Regions from separate parts of the Homo sapiens genome. Here region 1 is linked to region 2. A link is an interaction called in ENCODE POLR2A ChIA-PET data of the cell type or tissue named here. Cell type or tissue: endothelial cell of umbilical vein. All regions are shown on one strand. Links, peaks and the distances in the headings refer to the core of each region. The heading gives the core; the rest is flanking DNA.

Region 1 (11,443 bases), core at 5,977-8,476, 77 kb before region 2:
GAGCCACCGCGCCCGGCCTTTTTTATCATTTTCTTAAAGATGGTCCCCCCCAGTAGCCTAAGCTTCAGGCCCCACAAAACCCAGATCTGACCCTAGAGTAAGACAATCCTTGCTTCTACCCCATCCTCACATACTCAAAGTTTTTAAACCTCTTTAGGCATCAGTTTCATTTGAAAAATTGGTTTATTAATGGTGATTTCCTAAGATTCTTGTGAAAACTAAGTGATAAAATGGAAACTGCTTAGCCTACTGCCTAGAACAACCACACACTCAATACATGGTAGCTGTTATGAAAATAGTGATATATTCATTTCCTGATAGTGGAAATCAAATGTGGTGACCGCTTCAGTTGGGAGAAGGACTACCAGCTTCCTGATGGCGGGAAACCACGATGACACTGAGGAGCTAAAACATTTGGCTAGAACCATCACCAAGGAAAAAGTCTGGTTTTGAAAATGATGCCAGGCACGGTGGCTCACATCTGTAATCCCAGCGCTTTGGGAGGCCAAGGCAAGCATATTGCTTCAGCCCAGGAGTTCAAGACCTGCCTGGGCAACATGGCAAAACCCTGTCTCTAGCATTGCAACATAGTGAGACCTCATCTCTACAAAAAATACAAAAATTAGCTGAGTGTGGTGGCATGTGCCTGTAGTCCCAGCTACTTGGGAGTCTGAGGTGGGAAGATTGCTTGAGCCCAGGAGGTCAAGGCTGCAGTGAGCAGTGATCATGCCACTGCACTCTAGCCTGGATGACAGAGCAAGACCCTGTCTCAAGAAAAAAAAAAAGAAAAAGCAAATGATGATGGAATATTCAAGCTTACAGTCTAGGCTCCACCATAGAGGAAAAATGAAGAACAGAGAACCCAGAACTACCTTCATGGGTTTCTTTCTAGAAGAATCTCTTTTAATGGATTCTTTCTGTGTTCTATGGGCAGCTGACCCCTCTGCAGACCCATTTATTTATTTATTTACTTATTTATTTATTTTAATTTTTGAGATAGGGTTTCACTCTGTCACCCAGGCCAGAGTGCAATGGTATGATCTCAGCTCACTGCAACCTCTGCCTCCTGAGTAGCTAGGATTACAGGAGTGTGCCACCACACCTGGCTAATTTTTTGTATTTTTAGTAGAGACAGGGCTTTGCTATGTTGCCCAGGCTGTACAGACCCCTTATTTAAACAGATACAGCATTAGAGGCCTTACAGGTGTTGGTATCAATTCTATTTCTTGCACTGGATGGCAGGTTCGGGGATTACAGTATTGTTTTCTAAACAGTAAGATATATTATGTAAACTTTCTTTATGTGTGTGGTATTTTTGCAAATTTGTTTAAGCTTAAAAAAATAACTGCAGGCCAGGTGCAGTGGCTCACACCTGTAATCTCAGCACTTGGGAGGCCAAGGCAGGAGGATCACTTGAGCCAGGAGTTTGAGACCAGCCTCTGCAACATAGTGAGACCTCATTTCTTTTTCTTTTTATTTTTTTAATTGAGACAGAGTCTAGCTCTGTCGCCCAGGCTGGAGTGCAGTGGCGCAATCTCGGCTCACTGCAAGCTCCGCCTCCTGGGTTCACGCCATTCTCCTGCCTCAGCCTCCCAAGTAGCTGGGACTACAGGCGTCCACCACCACGCCTGGCTAATTTTTTTGTATTTTAAGTAGAGATGGGGTTTCACTGTGTTAGCCAGGATGGTCTGGATCTCCTGACCTCGAGATCCGCCCTCCTCGGACTCCCAAAGTGCTGGGATTACAGGTGTGAGCCACCGCGCCCAGCAGTGAGACCTCATTTCTTGGGGGAAAAAAAAAAAAAAAGGGAGGTCAAGGCTCTAGTGAGCTGCAATCACACAACTGCACTTCAGTATGAGTGACAGAGAGAGACTCTGTCTCAAACAGCAACAATAAAAGCGTGCAGTATGGTCCTCCCTTATCTCTGTCCCTGATTCACTGTAATCTCCAGGGCCTCCATTTCCACTTTTGTAAAATGGACCTCTCTAGGGTCTCTTCTGGCTTTAAGTCTATGGAAGTGTATATAAGTGTATAAGTCTATGAATTATTTGCTAAACCGAACAGAACAATAAGAACTTGAGTCTGACAACCTGTCTGAACACCTCCCCACTCTGCAGCAAAATGTATTTCTGTCTTGACATCTAAAATGGAAGCTTAATTGCTGATAAGTGGTTGACAACTGGTAAATGCATTTTGGGTGGATTTAGAGAAACTAAATCTATAACGTACATCGGAACATCAGAAGATGCTCTAGAAAGTTGGGCTTCAGGGAATGAAGTAAGGGGCCTACAGGTGATGGGAGGACCCTCAGCCTGGCCAGGAAACCTGTGGGGCCCGGGAATTGCAGCCCTGTTCCCCACAGTCCTTCAGTAAGAAGTGACAGCAAAGACAACAGGTGCCATTTATAAGACATTTATGATCCCCTATCGCTGAGCTAGTTGCTTTCATGGTCATGTAGTGCTTCTGACAACCCTCTGGTACTATTTAATGAGAAGTATCATTTATCCAGAAGTTAGTATTGCCAGGCTCTATCTTACACATAAAATATCTCATTTAGTCTATGAGGTAGGGACTCTTATTATCACCAAATCACAGGTGGAGAAACTGAGGCACAGTTGCCCAAATAAAAAAAAGTATTTATTTTTATTTATTTATTAAAAAAATGTACCTCCGCCTCCTGGGTTCAAGCAATTCCCCTGCCTCAGCCTCCTGAGTAGCTGGGACTACATGCATGCGCCACCACGCCCAGCTAATTTTTTTTTTTTTTTTTTTTGCGACGGAGTCTTGCTCTGTCATCCAGGCTGGAGTGCAGTGGCGTGATCTCGGCTCACTGCAAGCTCCGCCTCCCAGGCTCACGCCATTCTCCTGCCTCAGTCTCCCGAGTAGCTGGGACTACAGGCTCCTGCCACCACGCCAGGCTAATTTTTTGTATTTTTTTTTTATCAGAGACAGGGTTTCACCGTGTTAGCCAGGATGGTTTCAATCTCCTGACCTTGTGATCCGCCCGCCTCAGCCTCCCAAAGTGCTGGGATTACAGGCGTGAGCCACCGCACCTGGCCAAAAAAAATTTTTTTTGAGACAGGATCTCAAAAAAAAAAAAAATCTCGAGGTTGCAGCCTAGGCTTGAATGCAGTGGTGTGATCATGGCTCACTGCAGTCTCCACCTCCCTGGCTCAAGTGATCCTCCCACCTCAACCCTCCCAGCAGCTGGGACTATAGGCATGTGCCACCATGCCTGGGTAACTTTTGTATTTTTTGTAGAGGTGGGGTTTCACCATGTTGCCCGGGCTGGTCTGGAACTCCTGGGCTCAAGTGATCCTCCCGCCTCAGCCTCCCAAAGTGCTGGGATTACAAGTGTGAGTCAACATGCCTGGCCCCACATCAAATAACTAATGTATGATGGAGCTGAGACCTGAACCAAGCATTCTGGCTCCAGAGTCCATGCTCTTTTTTTTTTTTTTCTTTTTAAGATGGAGTCTCACTCTGTTGCCCAGGCTGGAGTGCAGTGGCAAGATCTCGGCTCACTGCAACCTCCGCCTCCCAGGTTTAAGCACTCTCCTGCCTTAGCTTCCCAAGTAGGTGGGACTACAGGTGCACGGCATCACGCCTGGCTAATTTTTGTATTTTTAGTAGAGATGGGGTTTCACTATGTTGGCCAGGCTGGTCTCAAACTTCTGAACTTAGGTGACTCGCCTGCCTCAGCCTCCCAAAGTGGTGGGATTACAGGCTTAAGCCACTGCACCCAGCCAGACCCCATGCTGTTAACATCCATACTCTACTGTCTTCCAGGATAGCTCTGAAGGAGTGCTATTATTATTTCCAGTTTATGGATGAGGAAACTGAGGCTCAGATTGATGAAGTGACTTCCCTAAGGCTGCATAGTGTGTAAATGGCAGAGCCAGGCCTCAATTTCTGGTTCATGTGTTTTCTTTTTTTAATTGATCATTCTTGGGTGTTTCTCGCAGAGGGGAATTTGGCAGGGTCATAGGACAATAGTAGAGGGAAGGTCAGCAGATAAACAAGTGAACAAAGGTCTCTGGTTTTCCTAGGCAGAGTGTTTGTGTCCCTGGGTACTTGAGATTAGGGAGTGGTGATGACTCTTAACGAGCATGCTGCCTTCAAGCATCTGTTAAACAAAGCACATCTTGCACTGCCCTTAATCCATTTAACCCTGAGTGGACACAGCACATGTTTCAGAGAGCACAGGGTTGGGGGTAAGGTCATAGATCAACAGGATCCCAAGGCAGAAGAATTTTTCTTAGTACAGAACAAAATGAAAAGTCTCCCATGTCTACTTCTTTCTACACAGACACAGCAACCATCCGATTTCTCAATCTTTTCCCCACCTTTCCCCCTTTTCTATTCCACAAAACCGCCATTGCCATCATGGCCCGTTCTCAATGAGCTGCTGGGCACACCTCCCAGACGGGGTGGCGGCCGGGCAGAGGGGCTCCTCACTTCCCAGTAGGGGCGGCCGGGCAGAGGCACCCCTCACCTCCCGGACGGGGTGGCTGGCCAGGCGGGGGGCTGACTCCCCCACCTCCCTCCTGGACGGGGCGGCTGGTCGGGCAGAGGGGCTCCTCACTTCCCAGTAGGGGCGGCCGGGCAGAGGCGCCCCTCACCTCCCAGACGGGGCGGCTGGCCTGGCGGGGCTGACCCCCACCTCCCTCCTGGACGGGGTGGCTGCCGGGCGGAGACGCTCCTCACTTCTCAGACGGGGCGGCTGCGGGGCGGAGGGGCTCCTCACTTCTCAGACGGGGCGGTTGCCAGGCGGAGGGTCTCCTCACTTCTCAGACGGGGCGGCCGGGCAGAGACGCTCCTCACCTCCCAGATGGGGTCGCGGCAGGGCAGAGGCGCTTCTCACATCCCAGACGGGGCGGCGGGGCTGAGGCGCTTCCCACATCTCAGACGATGGGCGGCCAGGCAGAGACGCTCCTCACTTCCTAGATGTGATGGCGGCCGGGAAGAGGCGCTCCTCACTTCCTAGGTGGGATGGTGGCCGGGCAGAGAGGCTCCTCACTTTCCAGACTGGGCAGCCAGGCAGAGGGGCTCCTCACATCCCAGACGATGGGCAGCCAGGCAGAGATGCTCCTCACTTCCCAGACGGGGTGGCGGCCGGGCAGAGGCTGCAATCTCGGCACTTTGGGAGGCCAAGGCAGGCGGCTGGGAGGTGGAGGTTGTAGTGAGCCGAGATCACGCCACTGCACTCCAGCCTGGGCACCATTGAGCACTGAGTGAACCAGACTCCGTCTGCAATCCTGGCACCTCAGGAGGCTGAGGCTGGCGGATCACTCGCGGTTAGGAGCTGGAGACCAGCCCGGCCAACACAGCGAAACCCCGTCTCCACCAAAAACATACGAAAACCAGTCAGGCGTGGCGGCGCGTGCCTGCAATCGCAGGCACTGGGCAGGCTGAGGCAGGAGAATCAACCAGGGAGGCTGCAGTGAGCCGAGATGGTGGCAGTACAGTCCAGCTTCGGCTTGGCATGAGAGGGAGACCGTGGAAAGAGAGGGAGAGGGGAGACCATGGAAAGGGGAGAGGGAGACGGAGAGGGAGAGAGGGAGAGGGAGAGGGAGAGGGAGAGGGAGAGAGAGAGAGAGAGAGAGAGAGAGAGTCCAATGCACCGGTTCATGTGTTTTCAAAGCCCATGCTGTTCACCATTGTCCCATATTGCCTCTCTTGGTCAGTTACCAAATGGCTACTGTGAGCCCCGCTCTGTGCTAGCAGCAGCTGGGAAACAAAGTAGGAGAGATGTTGGAGAAGGATGCACCTGTCTTTGCCCTGGAGCTGCCACTAATTCACTGTGTGACCTGAGGCAAGTCAGAGCCTCTCTCTGGGTCCCAAGTCCCATGTGTAAGTGAGAGGCTGAGCGATGTCCCAGACTGTGGCCAGGACATGTCTGGTGACATAGGATAAGGATATAGGGCTTGGCAAAGAGCAGAAGAGGAGGCTTTAAATGATCAGACTCCCAAGGAGGACAGAAGACCTTCAGGGTGGAAATGACCTGAAGCTTAAATCAGAAAAACCCCCTTTCTCCATCACTGTTTCCTCACTTCTTCCCAGAGGAGAAAGATCAGAAAAGGAGGTGAGAAAAAAGGGCTGGGGGAAGGCCTATTAAGTTTCCTGTGACCACTGTAACACATCTCCACAAACTTGATGACTTAAAACAAGAGAAGTTGCCAGGTGCAGTGGCTCACGCCAGTAATCCCAGCAAGTTGGGAGGTCGAGGCAGGAGGATTGTTTGAGCCCAGGAGTTCAAGACCAGCCTGGGCAATATAATGAGACTTGCTCTACAAAAAAAAAAAAAAAAAAAAAAAAAAAAAATCAAAAAATTAGCCCATGTTGCAGTATGTGCCTGTGGTCCCAGCTACATGGGAGGCTAAGGCAGGAAGATCGCTTGAGCCCAGAAGGTTGAGGCTGCAGTGGGCCATGATCATGCCACTGCACTCCAGCCCAGGTGACAGAGCAAGACTCTGTCTCAAAAAACAATGGCTGGGTGTGGTGGTTCATGCCTGTAATCCCAGCACTTTGGGAGGCCGAGGTGGGTGGATCACATGAGGCCAGGAGTTCAAGACCAGCCTGGCCAACACGGCAAAACCCTGTCTCTACTAAAAATATGAAAATTAGCTGGGTGTGGTGGTACATGTCTGTAATCTCACCTACTCTGGAGGCTGAGGCACAAGAATTGCTTGAACCCAGGAGGTAAAGGTTGCAGTGAGCCATGATCGCACCACTGCACTCCATCCTGGGCGACAGAATGAGACTGTCTCAACAACAGCAACAGCCACAGAAGTTTATTTTCTCACAATTCTAGAGGCCAGAAGTCCTAAATCAAGGCAGTACTCCCTAAGGAGTCTCAAGGGGTGAGTCTATTCCTTGCCTCTTCAGCTTTTGGTAGCTGGTGGCCTTCCTTGGCTTGTGGCTGCTTTGTCTCTTCTCTGTCTTCACATGGCTTTCTCCTCTGTCTGGCCAACATCCCTTGCCTTTCTCTTATAAGGTTACTTGTGATTGGATTTAGGGCCCACCGGGATAATCAAAGATAATCTTCCCAATCTCAAACCCTAAACTTAATTAAATCTGCAAAGACCCTTTTACAAAATAAGGTAATATTCACAGGTTTTCAGAATTAGGATATAGTTTTTTTTTTTTTGATACAGGATCTCAGGCTGGAGTGCAGTGGAGTGATCGGAGCTTACTGCACCCTTGAACTCCTAGGCTCAAGCCATCTTCCTGCCTCAGCCTCCTGAATAGCTAGGACTACAGGCATGCACTAACATGCCTGGCTAATTTTTAAATTTTGTAGAAATGAGGTCTCGCTATGTTGCCCAAGCTGGTCTGGAACTCCTGGCTTCAAGCGATCCTCCTGGCTTCAAGCGATCCTTCTGTCTCAGCTTCCCAAAGTGCTAGGATTACAAGCGTAAGCCACTGTCTCTGGCCTGGACGTATTTTGAGGGACAATTTTTCAACCTACTACAGAGGGGAAAGACAGAGAGAGAAATGAAGTTGAAAGATGGGGAAGGGCACCACAAGCACTGATTTAGGAGCTGCTCATCTCTGCCAAAATGCTGAGTAATTGCCCTCTACTACTTGGTCTTGTTCCTCAATCAATCCGTACAAATCTGTAGGATGCTCCCAGCTAGAAGGTCCATATTCTGCTCTTCTGAGTCTCCCAGTACTTAGCAGCAGTTTTACAACACTGGCTGGGCTTGCTGCAGCGGGAATCCTAACAGACAATGTGGGATAGGTATAGGGGTTTGGAGACCTGGGTTCTGGGTCTGGCTGTACCACCAGCTCTCTGTCGGCCCCGGAGCCAGACACTGCTCTTCTCTGCACCTCACTCCTGTCCACACACCGTTGCCCATGCTGCTCTCTTGTCTTGGGTCTCCTTTCCACCCTCTCTCCCTTCTCCAATCTCAGCTTACCTATGTCTTCCAGAGATCCTTTACCTAACTCCCAGGGTGGGGCTAGTAGCTGACACCCTGACGACAGGCAAATGCATTTTGTTTTAAGTGGCTTAGAGAAACTAAATCTATAATATCCCTGAAATGGCCTGTTTCTTTGTCTGTCATCCACAGAAACCCACCAACCCATGAGCACCTCAAGTGGCCAAGAGCCTGGAGTCTGACTGCTTGGGTTCAAATCAAGGCTCTGCCACTTACTGTCTATGTGGCTTTGGGACAGTTACTTACCCTTTTTGTGCTTCAGTTTCCTCATCTGTAAAATGAAAGTAACAAGAATAACATCTGTCGTCCAGCGTTATAACTAAATGAGCTGTTATCTGTAAAGTGCTTAGGCTGGGCCTGGCATGAGGTAAGCACATATTTAATACTAATTATCAGCATCATTATTTGTATCCTCAGGGTCAGGCACACAACAGGCACTTGTGAAAGTGTTGATGGAAATCAGGTGATTTCCAGTTCTTTTTTTTTGAGACAGAGTTTCACACTTGTTGCCCAGCCTGGAGTGCAATGGCTCAATCTCGGCTCACTGCAACCTCTGCCTCCCGGGTTCAAGTGATTCTCTTGCCTCAGCCTCCTGAGTAGCTGGGATTCCAGGCGTGCGCCACCACAACTGGCTATTTTTTATTTTTAGTAGAGATGAGGTTTCTCCATGTTGGTCAGGCTGGCCTTGAACTCCTGACCTCAGGTGATCCGCCCACTTCAGCCTCCCAAAGTGTTGGGGATTACAGGCGTGAGCCACTGCGCCTGGCCTAAGTTCTTTCCAGTTCTGCACATGCTTTTTTTTTTTTTTTTTTTGAGACAGAGTTTTGCTCTGTCACCCAGGCTGGAGTGCAGTGGCTTGATCTTGGCTCACTGCAACCTCTGCCTCCCAGGTTCAAGTGATTCTCCTGCCTCAGCCTCCCGAGTAGCTGAGATTACAGGCATCCTCCACCACGTCCAACTAATTTTTATATTTTTAGTAGAGACGGGGTTTCACCATGTTGGCCAGGCTGGTCTAGAACTCCCGACCTCAGGTGATCCACCTGCCTCGGCCTCCCATAGGGCTGGGATTACAGGCATGAGCCACTGCACCCGGCCTAAGTTCTTTCCAGTTCTGCCCATGCCCCAAGGTTGTGCCAGTGGTGAGATGGAACAGGGAAAGCCAGGCAGCAGCTACAGCGGCGTAGACAGTGATTTGAGCACACGCAAGCTCGGACTGGTGGGGAGCGTGGCCAAGCGCCGCATCTGCGATCCTGGTTCTTTGCAGAAACCATCCTGCCTCCTCTCTTTTCAGCCTCAGCCATCCCCTTTAGGGGTTTGCTGAGGATCCACTGTCTGAAAGCTGTCATGAGCCTGAGCAGGTCAGCAGCTGACCAGCCCAGAGGAAGCCCTTTCTTCAGTTTCCTCGGGTGGCCACAGTGTTAGACACAGGAGGAGAGAGGCTGGGCCAAACAAAATGCCCGCAGCCTTGCAGGGAGACCTGGAGTCTGCTGTGAGTGGGCAGTTCCCTCCCTCCCATGTCCCTCCCCACACACATTTGCCCACAGGTTGCAACCTTTTTTATTTTTATTTTTGCCTTCATGGACCAGTCTTAGGAACCTCTGGCATCAATGGATGGAGAACCAGAAACACACAAGATTTGGGAGGCCTAAAAGATGATTGTTGTTATTTTATTTATTTGTATATGCTCTGCTTTTTAAAAAAAAAATTGATTCAAAACACCATAAGGTTATTCAGAGTGACCTAGCCTAGGCTGGCAGTGGTCAAAGTTGTTTTCCATCTTCCTGCCCCCAGGGCATACATCTTCCTAACCCAGGTCCCTAGATGGTGGTCTCTCTCAGCTGCACACCAACCAAGCCCAGCTGAGGGTTGGCTGGTCTAGTGATCTTTCTCAGAACTATTTGCATTTGAGAAGCATGGGAAGCCCCAGCACCCCACTCCTTCCAGGCCACAGTTCCCAGGAGCCCAATGCTCTGGGAGATGGTACCAGATAATCTTTCATACATTCAATCAACAAATGTTTGCTGGTGCCAGGGCTGGAGATACAAAAGAGAAAATAAGGATCCTGCCCTCAAAGCCTCACCAATTATTGGGGAGATGTGCAAGCTACAAATAAGATAATTATGATAATAGAAAAGGGAATAAAATGCCACAGAAGGCCAATAACAGGAACTGACATTTGCTGAACTCCCTTGGCTGGGAGCTCTGCTATGTACTTTTATCATCCATGAACACATTGAAACCTCATGATGACCCTGTGAAGCCCCCATTTTACACATGAGCAAATTGGGGCTCTGAGAACTACAGAAATCTGGCACAAGTCCTACAGCTCATAAGTGACTAAGCCAGATCTGTCAGGCTGAACTCTGTCTGAAAAGACAGGGAAGCTTCATAGAGGAGGTAGCTTTTAAATTGAGACTTGGAGGTTGAGTAGGAGGTGGCCAGATCAAAAAGTTGAGGGAGAGGAGAGAGAAAGATGAGTACTACAGTTGGTGAGAACCAATGAAAACTCAGCAACTTTAAGGAGTAGGGGAGAGCGACTACTCCTTCTTTTCTTCACCTCCCATGGTCCAGAGTTGCTCACCCCTGGTCCAGAGCCTGCCCAGGGCATTCACACCCACACCTGGAAACCCATGTCATCTGCAGAGGGATGTTCTCTTCCTTGTTTCCCTAGCTGGGAGAATTTCTGGGAGGCAGAGTGACAAGAGTACCTGTTCTGGGACAGCCATGGTCTGAATGTTTATGTCCCACCCCCTCGATTCCTATGTTGAAATCCTCACTCCCTATATGATGCTATTAGGAGGTGTGGCCTTTTGGAGCTGATTAGGTTTGGGGATGGAGCCCTCATGGCTGGGATTAGTGCCCTGATGAAAGAGACCCAAGAGAGACCCCTCACTCCTACCATGTGTGAGCATGTTAATGCTCTATTTAATAATATATTAAGATACGTGCAGTTAGAGCAAGAACTAGTTTAATGTTAATAGCCAGGTATCATAATTATTATTACTTATTACTTCTAGGCTTAACCTTGACTTAGGGCTCTGGCTAGGAGAGAAAATATTTTTTAACCCATTTTTCACCTCTTAACAGTCTAAAACTTCCTGAGATGTATCTCTAAATATCTCTGTGGGGATTAAAAGCACCTTAGCAGTGAAACTCCTTATACGTGGCTTTCCTAAGGAGCCAATGGTGTCCTCATAGCCATAAAGTCTAATCTGAAGATATAAAGAAGGCACGATCAGGGCCTCCTTGCTGTGTTCCCATCTGGGCCCTCACCAGACACTGAATCTGCCAGTGCTTTGGTCTTGGACTTCCCGGTGTCCAGAAGCGAGAGAAATAAATTTCTGGCTGTTTGTTTGTTTGTTTGTTTGTTTTGAGACAAAGTTTCACTCTTGTCACCTAGGCTGGAGTGCAATGGCACAATCTCGGCTCATTGCAACCTCTGCCTCCCGGGTTCAAGTGATTCTCCTGCCTCAGCCTCCCAAGTAGCTGGAATTACAGGC
Region 2 (11,443 bases), core at 5,370-7,869:
CAAGGAGGTAGTATGGAGTAGTGGCTAAGAGCCTGGATGCAGGCATCACACAGACCGGGTGGGAAACCTAGCTTCCTTTTGCTGCAGGGGGAACTCCCTGACACCTAGCTCACGAGGTAGCCTCTGACACTTAGATTTGGGTACAAGATAAGGTCCTCATTTACTGGGGCTCTACACAGAGTTGGAACTGCTGGTGCCCTCTTCCTGACAGGTCCCTTTTCCAGACAGTTGATGGTCAACTCCAGTCCAGCAGAGAAGTTTCTGCAAGAAGGCAGGAAGTCTTTGCTGCCACCCAGAGAAGGTAAGGCTGATGGAATCCAACAGCTTCACAGCCCAGGATATGTGTGAAAGCTCATCCATACTTCTGTTCATTTCATGACACACAGATGTGCAAAGGGTCTGAGGCTGAAAATGGTGAATGATTCAGGGGTGCTGAGAGTCTAGAGTTCGGGGGTGCTGAGAGTCTAGAGTGCCTGAGAAGAAAGAGAGGGTTGGAGAAATAAGCTGGGCCTTGGGGACTTGACCAAGCTATCTACTTTGAACTTTATCCTGGGAGCAACAGGGAGCTATTGAAGATTATTTAGCAAAGGAATGATACAGTTAGACCAGTGTTGAAACCAATCACTCAAGCTGGGTGTAAAAGAAGAAATGGGCCGGGCGTGGTGGCTCACGCCTGTAATCCCAGCACTTTGGGAGGCTGAGGCGGGCAGATCACTTGGGGTCAGGAGTTTGAGACCAGCCTGGCCAACATTTCGAAACCCCATCTCTACTAAAAATATAAAAATTACCTAGGTGTGGTGGCATGCACCTGTAATTGCAGCTACTCAGGAGGCTGAGGCAGGACAATCGCTTGAATCAGGGAGGCAGAACTTGCAGTGAGCCAAGATCATGCCACTGCACTCCAGCCAGGGTGATAGAGCGAGACTTCATCTCAAAAAACAAAAACAAAAACAAGGAATGGAGGTGGGGGAGCCTGGAGGCAGAGTCCAACTAGAAGAGCTGCAGGCTGGAATGGGGTGATTACACTGATAGCTGATTTTTCATCCACTCAGAGCTTCTCATCGGTGAAGGGGCACTCGAGTGAAATTTGTCTGGCTTGCCCAGGAGACAGCTCCCACAGGGTAAGGGGCTGCCCTGGGGCCAGAGAGGAAGAGTGGTTGGTCCCAGCAGCAGGTGTGTCCAGGGAGATCTTCGATATAATCAGACGGCCTGGGAAGAGACAGGTGGCTAATGAAAGAAGCTAGATTCTGGGTCAGGTTGGAGGGCAGAGGCAGTGTGCGATCTAATGGTTAGGAACACATAATGGCACCAGACACATCTTGTTCAGGTCCCAGCTCTGTCTCCTCTTGGCTGTGTGGTTGTGGCCAGGTCACTTTGGCTTGCTTTCTTTTTTCTTTCTTTCTTTCTTTTTTTTTTTTTCAGACAGAGCCTCACTCTTTCGCCCAGGCTGGAGTGCAGTGGTGAGATCTTGGCTCACTGCAACACCCGCCTCCTGGGTTCAAGCAATTCTTGTGCCTCAGCCTCCCGAGTAGCTGGGACTAAAGGTGCATGCCACCACTCCCAGCTAATTTTTGTACGTGTTTTTCAGTAGATACGAGGTTTCGCTATGTTGGCCAGGCTTGTCTCGAACTCCTGACCTTAAGTGATCCACCTGCTTTGGCCTCCCAAAATGCTGGGATTACAGGCGTGAGCCACTGTGCCTGGCCCATGTTGCCTTTCTGAGCCTCAGTTTCCTCATCTGTAAAATGTGATTATGAATAGGGCTCGTGCCTTGAGACTACTGTGGGGGCTGGACGAGGGAATGTGTGTAAAACTCAGCACAGCACTGGGTGCCTAGGAAGCACTCAATAAGGGAAGCTTCAGGTTCTCAGCCCCCATCAAAGACAGTCTGTTGTTGGGGCAGGGTGGTCATTCTGGCTTTGCAGCACGTCTCCAGGCCAGGGTGGCTTCAAAAACTGGCCAGTCTGAGCTGATACCACACTAAGTTACGCCAAGAGAATTCCAGCCAGAAGCAAAGAAATGATGCTTTGGACAGCCCAGGACCACATTCTGGGGGAAATGTGCCATTTCTGTTCCACTTTTTTTTTTTTTTTTTTTTTTTTTGAGACAGAGTCTTGCTCTGTCGCCCAGGCTGGAGTGCAGTGGCTCGATCTCGACTTACTGCAAGCTCCGCCTCCCGGATTCACGCCATTCTCCTGCCTCAGCCTCCCAAGTAGCTGGGACTACAGGCACCCACCACCACGCCTGGCTGATTTTTTGTGTTTTTTTTAGTGGAGACGGAGTTTTGCTGTGTTAGCCAGGATAGTCTCGATCTCCTGACCCCGTGATCCACCCGCCTTGGCCTCCCGAAGTGCTGGGATTACAGACATGAGCCACTTGCGCCTGGCATTTTTTTTTTTTTTTTGAGACGGAATTTAGCTCTGTCGCCAGGCTGGAGTACAGTGGCGCAATTGTAGCTCAGTGCAGCCTCGCCCTTCTAGGCTGAAGCGATCCTCTCACCTCAGCCTTCTGTGCCCGGCTGATTTTTTTATTTTTTGTAGAGACAAGGTCTCACTTTGTTGCCCAGGCTGGTCTCAAACTCCTGAGCTCAAGCAATCCTCCCACCTTATCCTCCCAAAGTGTTGGATTACAAGCATTAACCACTGCACCTGGCCTCTGTTCCAATTTTTGAAACATTAAAAATTATTCTGCTTCTTCCAGGGGTTCTACGTGATATTCTCTGTTTTATTTTGCTAGTTTCCTTTTTATTTTGTGGGTGGTTGTATACTGAAGTCTTCCTATAATACTAGTTATTGTGATAAACGTTTTATGTACATTCTTTTTTTTTCTTTTTCTTTTTTTTTTTGAGACGGAGTTTTGCTTTTGTTGCCCAGGCTGAAGTGCAATGGTGTGATCTCGGCTCACCACAACCTCCACCTCCCAGGTTCAAGCGATTCTCCTGCCTCAGCCTCCCCAGTAGCTGGGATTACAGGCATATGCCACCACGCCTGGCTAATTTTATATATTTAATAGAGACAGAGTTTCTCCATGTTGGTCAGGCTGGTCTTGAACTCCCAATCTCAGGTGATCCACCCGCCTCGGTCTCCCAAAGTGCTGGGATTACAGGCATGAGCCACCGTGCCTGGCCTTATGTACATTCTTTCATGTAATCTTTATAGCAACCCTTTCATGGTGTTTTTGTGTTATTGTTCTCACTGTGTGGATGAAGAAACTGAGGCTTGAAGAAGTTAACAAACGTTCCTGGGTCTGTCTGACACTAACCCCTTTGCCCTTCATTACTACACTTACCTGGCCTGTCAGCAGAAAGGTCCCTAGGGCCTTAGGTTACCCTAGTATCCTGCCCCAGAATTACCCAGTGAGTAGAATACCAAGGTTTGTCTGGACCAAAAATAAGAGAAACAACCTTTGGGAGGCCGAGGCAGGCAGATCACGAGGTTAGGAGTTCAAGACCATCCTGGCCAACATGGTGAAACCCTGTCTCTACCAAAAATACAAAAATTAGCTAGGCATGGTGGCACGTGCCTGTAATCCCAGCTACTCGGGAGACTGAGGCAGAGGAATTGCTTGAACTGGGACCCAGGAGGCAGAGGTTGCAGTGAGCTGAGATCGTGCCACTGCACTCCAGCCTGGGCTACAGAGCAAGACTCTGTCTCAAAAAAAAAAAAAAAAAAAAAAAAAAGAAACAACCATGTGACACGGGGCACAACTCTGTCTGATTGAGGAACCATCCATTGTATTAGGGTCACATGTGTAATACATTCCCTGAGAGTTTAATGCAGGGAAAAATTTGTCTCTCCCAAATCACTGGCCTGATTCTTCCAACCATATCACAGCAATAGCTAATTCTTCTATACGATTTACCATGTAACAGGCCTGTTATGAGAATGAAATATGCAGCTGGGCGCGGTGGCTCATGCCTATAATCGCAGCACTTTGGGAGGCTGAGGCAGGTGAATCACTCGAATCAGGATTTCGAGACCAGCCTGGCCAACATGGTGAAACCCTGTCTCTACTAAAAATACAAAAATTAGCCAGGCGTGGCAGCAGGTGCCTGTAATCCCAGCTACTCAGGAGGCTGAGGCAGGAGAATTACTTGAACCTGGGAGGCAGAGGTTGCAGTGAGCTGAGATTGCACCACTGCACTCCAGCCTGGGCGACAGAGCGAGACTCCACCTCAAAAAACAAAACAAAATGAAAAAAAGAACTAAATATGTCTGAAGTCATTTAATCCTTCCAGGGACCCTAAGAAAGGGGTTTATTATTATATTATCCTGTTTTTCAGAAGAAGCAACAGAAGCACAGAGAAATTAAACAACTACTTAAGGTCGTGTGACTAGTAAGTGGTAGAGTTGGGTTTCAAAACAATGTAATTTGCCTCCAGGGTCTGTGTATTCAATCACATGTTTACTACTTCCTACACAGTTTGTAACTCATCCTGGTTCCCTCTTTGCTTTGACTGCCAGGAAACTCAGAACCATGATTTGTTTGTTCTTCACAGTTACTATCCTTAGAAAACTCAGCCCACCATTTCTACCCTAATTAGTCCGTATTTCATCTTTCTTTCCTTTTTCCCCACTGGCCTTTGAGCCAGGCTTTTATCGCTCCCGAATTCTTGTTCTTTAATTATCAGTCAAATGGTCTCGAGGCTGCAATGAAACTACCTTGAAACCCTTTTTGGAAAACACATTACATAAGACATCAGATGAACAGAGATGGCTTCTGACCAGCTGAGGCAGTTGGACACAGTTGAAGATGTCTTTTGAGCATCTTTCGTGTAACCAGCACTGTGCTCTGTCATGTGGAGGATACAACAGTGAGCCCAAGGTAGTCCCATACTAGTTATGCCAACTGCTATGATAGATAAATCCTGAAATCGCAACGCCTAAATACAATAGAAATTAGTTCAATGTGTGCCCCCCTCAGTCAAGTGATGAGTGAGACCCAGGTTGACTAAGGCTCTGCCCCGTTCAACTTGTAGCTTCCAAGGGCCCCCTGGTGTTGACATCTGATTGGCAGATGAGAGAAAAGAGCTTTGAGCAAGCATACATCCTTCTTCACCACTTTGGCCAGGACATGGCATTCATGTTCTCTGCCCATATCCCACTGGTGAACACGAGTTATGTACCTAATTAGCAAGGAGTGCTGGAAAATGTAGTCTGGCTGCTTTTCTCAGAAACAACTCTACACGTGGAAGGGGAACAGCTTTGATGAACAGCTGACCTTGTCCCAGTTTACGAGGAACTTAAAATTATTGAACCGTCTACCCTTATAGAATGGCTAAGAATACCATGCAATATGTAATGTGGCCACAGGGAGGAAAATGGCCTGGCCTTGTTTACAAGAAACCACGGACAAAAAAAGGAGCATTTAAGGCTGGGCACAGTAGCTCGTGCCTGTAATCCCAGCACTTTTGGAGGCCAAGGTGGGTGGATCACCTGAGGTCAGGAGTTTGAGACCAGCCTGATCAACCAATGAAACCCTGTCTCTACTAAAAATACAAAATTAGTCGGGTGTAGTGGCACACGCCTGTAATCCCAGTTACTTGGGAGGCTGAGGCAGGAGAATCACTTGAACCCGGGAGGCGGAGTTTGCAATGAGCCAAGATCATGCCATTGCACTCCAGCCAGGGCTATAAGGCGAAACTCCGTCTCAAAAAAAAAAAGGAGCATTTACGTTTAAACCAAATCTATTTGTCCAACAAGGGAATGGGATGGGGGTGTGGAGAGGGGGAGAGTTTATCATGATAGTGAGTATTCAGGCAGAGGCTAAGTTTTCACTTGGCTGAAGGCTCTAGAAAGGGTGACGTGACAGATGCCTCCTATCAGTCCTTCTAAGTGTGAACTTCCATGTAAGGTTCCCTTAGTCACCTCTGAGCACTTACTTTGTGTCAAGTTCTCGGTAAGGCTCTGAGGACCCAGAAACAAATGAGACAAGGTCATGGTTACTCAACTGAAGTGCTGAAGCAGGATAGAGAAAGGCTGAGCTCTGGAAACAGGAGGCTGGAGTTTAATTCCTAGCTCTGTTATTTCGTAGCTGTGCATCACTGGAGATGCCACTTGGCCTCTGGTTCTGTTTCCTCATTTATGAACTAGGAACAACAGTTATCTTCATAGATTACAGGAACCCAATGACAAAAAACACCTGGAGTATTTGTAGCACAGTGCCTGGTATGTAGTAAGCATGTTATTTTATTAGTAGTAATATTTTTATGATGACCTTGGATAAGTCACTTCATTTTTCAAAGCCTCAGCTTTCTCATCCATAGGATGGAGTTAACACTGACATCATGGGGTTGGAATCTTGCTGTGTCGTGGGGTCGGGAGCTGCCATTTCGTCTCTCCGCTTCCTCCTGGGATAAGTGGGTCGCATCATGCCCACTTGATCGCGGACGGAAAGCAGCCCCGTTCAGCGCAAAGGAGGAACCTGAATTAACAAGGACGCGATTTCCTGGCTGCGCTCCCGGGGTAGGAGGTTTGCGCTGGGTCCCATCCCCCGGCCGGTCCTGCTCAGGAAACGCGGAGAGAAAGCCAGGAACCAGGCCTGCCAGGCCCTGCGGCCCCTCAGCGCCGTCCCTCCTCCCCGGCCCTCGGCTGCAGGAAGCCGGCTGGCGGGAACGCCCTGCCTGGTGGGTGGGAAAGGCCGAGAGCGCGCCCGGCACCGGCGGCTTCCCAGGCCCGCGGCCGGCTGGCGGCGCGGAGCTGTCACTGCGGCAAACGGCGAACGCGCCGGCCCCCTCCCCCGCCGCCCGCAAGCCTGGTGCAGTCGGCCCATGAGTATTTCATGAAGTGCCGCAGCCGGATTCATGGCTCACTGGCGCAGGAGGGGAGAGAGGCTGAGTCCTGTCAAGCGCCAGCGCCCCACCCGTCACGGAGCGCACGCCGCGGGGGCCAGGCTGGGGAGGGAAGGGTGTCCAGCCCTCTCTTTTGGGTGGTGAGATGCTGAGGCCTGAGGGTTTCTAGGTGAGTGTTCAAGGTCATGGCTAGTAAACGGCAGGGCCAGGATGCAACTCGGGGTCTGTTTCATCCTAAAGTTTGTGCCTCGGGTCTGTGGTTCTGCTCCAGGTTTTTGGGGTGTTTGGGGGGCGGGGGTTACGTTCTTGCCGCACCTCAAGAACCAGAGTTCTGTACCCTGGGGCTACCGATGTCCTCTCAGAGGTCTGTGAACCCCTTGTAATTGTGTAACATGTTGTGTGTGTTGCATTTTTCTTCGAAGTTTCAAAGGCGTCAGTGATCCAACAAGGGTTAAGAATTATAGCCCTCTGCAGGGCATGGTGGCTCATGCCTGTAATCCCACCACTTTGGGAGGCCGAGGTGGGAGGATCGCTTGATTCCAGGAGTTTGAGACCAGCCTGGGAAACATAGTGAGACCCCCCCCCCATCATCCTTACAGAAAATTTAAAAATTAACTGGACGTGGTGGCACACGCTTCTAGTCCCAGCTACTGTGGAGGCTGAGACAGGAGGATTGCTTGAGCCCAGGAGTTTGAGACTGTGGTGAGGGGTGATTGTGTCACTGCACTGCAGCCTGGGTGACAGAGGCCAGACCCTGTCTCAAAAAACAAAAAACAAAAAACCCCCCAAAATTATAGCTCTCCAAGTCTGCTTTGAGGACCCCAGCTTCATGAGAGGTTGAGGTTCCTCTATGTCTATAGCCTCTTGAGAATATTTCTGCAAAGCCCCAGCTGTTACTCTGTAGCAACTTGGGGGCCTCTACAGGATCCCAGATCTTTCTACTGGATCTTGAGACTCTTTCTATAGGGTCTTGAGATCTCTCTGGGGATTTGAGCTGTTTATGGGGTCCTGGTGTCTCTTTCTGAGGTTCTGACATCTCACTATAAGGTCGGATGGTCCTCCATGGAATGAATTCTAAACCTGGGCCTCAGAATGCCTATGAACTCCCTGAAATTGTATGCAAGATTTTGTGGGTCTGTCTGTATACATGGAATTCTGGAGACAGGTTTCATGGATTTCACTAGATTCTTAAAAGAATCTGTGATCCCCCAAAAGCTGGGAAAAAATATTGCTTTAGAGCATTCATTTGGACAGGTCTTACTCCTTTCTCGTCAATAAAAGTCAAGGAAGTAGGGGGCTGGGCTATGGTGGGTCACACCTGTAATCCCAGCACTTTTGGGGAGGCTGAGGTGGGCAGATCATTTGAGGTCAAGAGTTCAATACCAGCCTGGCCAACATGGTGAAACCCCGTCTCTACTAAAAATACAAAAATTAACTGGGTGTGGTGGCGCACGCCTATAATCCCAGCTACTCGGGAGGCTGAGGCAGGAAAATCACTTGAACCCAGGAGGTGGTGGTTGCAGTGAGCCCAGATCATACCACTGCACTCCAGCCTGGGCGACAGAGCAAGACTCCATCTAAAAAAAAAAAAAAAAAAGTCAAGGAAGTAAAAGGTGGAGGAAATAAAAGACAGATAAGAGACAGTGTTTTCTAGTAGAGTATGGGCTTTGTACTCAGGCATTCCTGGGTTAAAATCCCAATTTTGCCACTTACCAGCTGTGTGACCTTGAGCATGTTCCTTACCCTCTCTGAGGCTCCATGCCACCTCTTCTAGGAAGCCTTCTCTGGCTCCTCAATTCAGTTAGGTCCCCACCCTGCATTCCCCCAATCCCTCCTGGCATATCACCTGATTCTTTGCAGCACTTAATGGAATTGTTATTAAGTAATTGTGTTTAATGTTGTCCTGTTTCTCCACTCCTCCAGTCCAGGAAACTTGGGACTTTTGCTGTATTACAGTCTGTGTAGTGCCTGGCACATGTTAGGCACTCAGCCATTTCTTATGAAATGCATAAAAATGTAAAGGAATGGAGGGATGCAGGCCAGACACTGTACTAGGGACAGAAAGGGATCAGAAATTAATAAGCATCATTCCTGTCGTCGAGGAAGTCCCAGGCTGGAGGGAGAAATAAGATGCATGAGAGGAAGACTGTCCTAATTGCGCTAATGGGGGATGAACACTAATGGAGGCAAACACTAGGGGGGAAAGCACCAAAAGGTCCAAAGACGAGTGAGACCTAGTCCCTGAAGAGCTGAGATGCCTTTCCTTTGTATTATGTGTTACGATTTACAAAGCACTTAGCTTACATGAAATAGGTGGGTATACACTTACTCTGCAGAGGTGGGAAAACTGCTGCTGAGAAGAGTTCAATGACTTGCCCAAAGCCACCCAGCCAATAATGGCTGCCTGAGTGCATAGCTTATTTGCTTTGGAATACAGTCCATTTCCTCCTGGACTTGGGCTTTGATGTTGCACATGTCTTGGTTTAGATCCTACTAGATGTGTGACCAGTAAGTGACTTTCCCTGTCTGAGCCTTGTTTTCCCAGTCTGCAAGATAGCAATAATGACCCCCTATAACCTTTAAGAGATAGTATATGCAATATACTAGCAATAATGACCCCTATAACCTTTAAGAGGTAGTATATGTAAAGTACCCAGCATGATTCTTGGTTCAGAATAAAGGATCTATAAATGTTTGTGGAATGAATGAATGAATGAATGAATGAATGAAATGCATGTAGTAACGGTTGCCCTGAAACATGAGGGAGGAAAGGAATAGAGGGAACTTAAAATCATGCCATTTTGGGGATGATAGGAGAATTGAGGGCTATTTTATTCCTTCCTATTCTGACTTTCTATGATTCTTGGCAGACTTTGCACTGGCCTCAATCATACTGGGTAATCATTTGTTGTTTGCAAACCAGCAAAAGTGAGCCAACTCCAGCTTGGTTAGCTTTCTTTTTATGTATATCTTTATTGCCTTTTTTTCTGATGACACAGTAATACTTCTACATGTAAAAAATTAAATTGCAGAAAGATATAATGAGTGAAAGTGAAAGTGCAAGTTTAGACATGGTAGACACAAGGTGCTGACATATTGTGATTCTTTGGAAGGTGTGGAGGGGGCATAGGACAGTGTGATGGTGAATTTTATGTGTCAATTTGACTGGGCTAAGGGATGCCCAGATAGCTGGTAAAACATTATCTCTGAGTATTTCCAGGAGATATTAATATTTGAATTGGTAGATTGAGTAGAGAAAATTGCCTCCACCAATGTGGGTGGGCATGATCCAATTCACTGAGGGCCCAAAGAACAAGGGCCCTTGTCCAATTCACTGAGGGCCCAACAGAACAAAAAAGAGGAGGAAGGAAAATTTGCTCTCTCTCATTGAGCTGGAACATCCATCTTCTCCTGCCCTTGGACATTGGAGCTCCTGGTTCTCAATCCTTGGACTCTGAGACTTATACCAGCACTTCCCTGCCCACAAACCCCCATTCTTAGTACCACCATCTTTTCTGGTTCTCCAGCTTGCAAAAGGCAGATTGTGGGACTTCTCTGCTTCCATAATCTTGTGAGCCAATTCTCATAATAAGTAAATTATATATATATATACTCCTATTGGTTCTGTTTCTCTGGGGAACTCTGACTAATACAGACAGGGACAAAAAAAAATTCTCCCTGCTTAAAATTCTTTTTGTCCTGGCCTTGTCATGGTTCCTGAGACTTCTATTAGGTGTCTTACTTTTGGCTTCTAGCATTGAAAGTTCAAATGCAACCAAGGGCTAGGGTCAGGGGAGAAAGTGAAAATCATCTCGGCATGGGCTTTCTTGGAACCCCACGAAGGAGGAGATGGGATCTGTGGAACTTTCTATTGCAGTATGCACAGGTGGCTCAGATGCCCACTGCTGGTATACCTTGTAGCTGTGTTTTTACCCTCTTTCCCCTCCATAGCAAAGTCTTTTTTGGAAGTTCTCACTATATGCACACACAGAACAGCAAAACAGGCTGGGCACAGTGTCTCACACCTGTAATCCCAGCACTTTGGGAGGCCAAGGCAGGTGGATGGCTTGAGCTCAGAAGATGGAGACCAGCCTGGGCAGCATGGTGAAACCCCATCTCTACCAAAAATACAAAAAAAATTAGCTGGGCTTGTTGGCAGGCACCTGTTATCCCAGCTACTTGGGAGGCTGAGGTTGGAGGATTACTCGAGCCTGGGAAGAGGAGTTGTAGTGACCCAAGATCATGCCACTGCACTTTAGCCTGGGTGACAAAGTGAGACTCTATCTGAAAAAAAAAAAAAAAAAAAAAAGAAAAAACAAAAACAAAATGAAACTCAGCAAAGCAAAAAAAAAAGAAAAAAAACTGAAGGTTCTCTAGCTCTTTTTTATTTATTTATTTTTTTAGAGACAGTGTCTTTCTCTGTCACTCAGGCTGGAGTGCAGTGCAGAGATCATAGCTCACTGTAGCCTCCAACTCCTGGGCTCAAGCAATCCTCCCTCCTCAGCCTCCTGAGTAACTAGGACCACAGGTGTGAGCCACCATGCCTGGCGGTGGCTCACACCTGTAATCCTAGCACTTTGGGAGGCTGAGGTGGGCGGATCATGAGGTCAGGAGTTCGAGACCAGCCTGACCAACATGGTGAAACCCCGTCTC

The links. Peaks named below come from ENCODE experiments on the same cell type or tissue, not always from the same donor. Only the 100,000 strongest peaks of a DNase experiment are listed, where the experiment ranks them.
Region 1: POLR2A ChIA-PET joins it to region 2 with 5 read pairs; 8 of 35 experiments call an interaction of 5 or more read pairs at or near these places.

What each region holds. Positions count from the first base shown.
Region 1 is chr1:23,250,900-23,262,342 of GRCh38, reverse strand. No RefSeq gene overlaps it. Among named protein-coding and RNA genes, the nearest start is that of LINC01355, 29 kb to the left of the region's middle. In endothelial cell of umbilical vein, for the core only: no CTCF peak of the experiment used is centred there; no DNase peak of the experiment used is centred there.
Region 2 is chr1:23,173,007-23,184,449 of GRCh38, reverse strand. It overlaps a transcript of LUZP1 not described here. Among named protein-coding and RNA genes, the nearest start is that of LUZP1, 9.9 kb to the right of the region's middle. RefSeq lists silencers at 6,442-6,671, 6,762-6,861. In endothelial cell of umbilical vein, for the core only: a CTCF peak has its summit at 6,650; a DNase peak (open chromatin) is centred at 6,569; H3K4me3 peaks cover 787 bases; H3K27ac peaks cover 1,810 bases.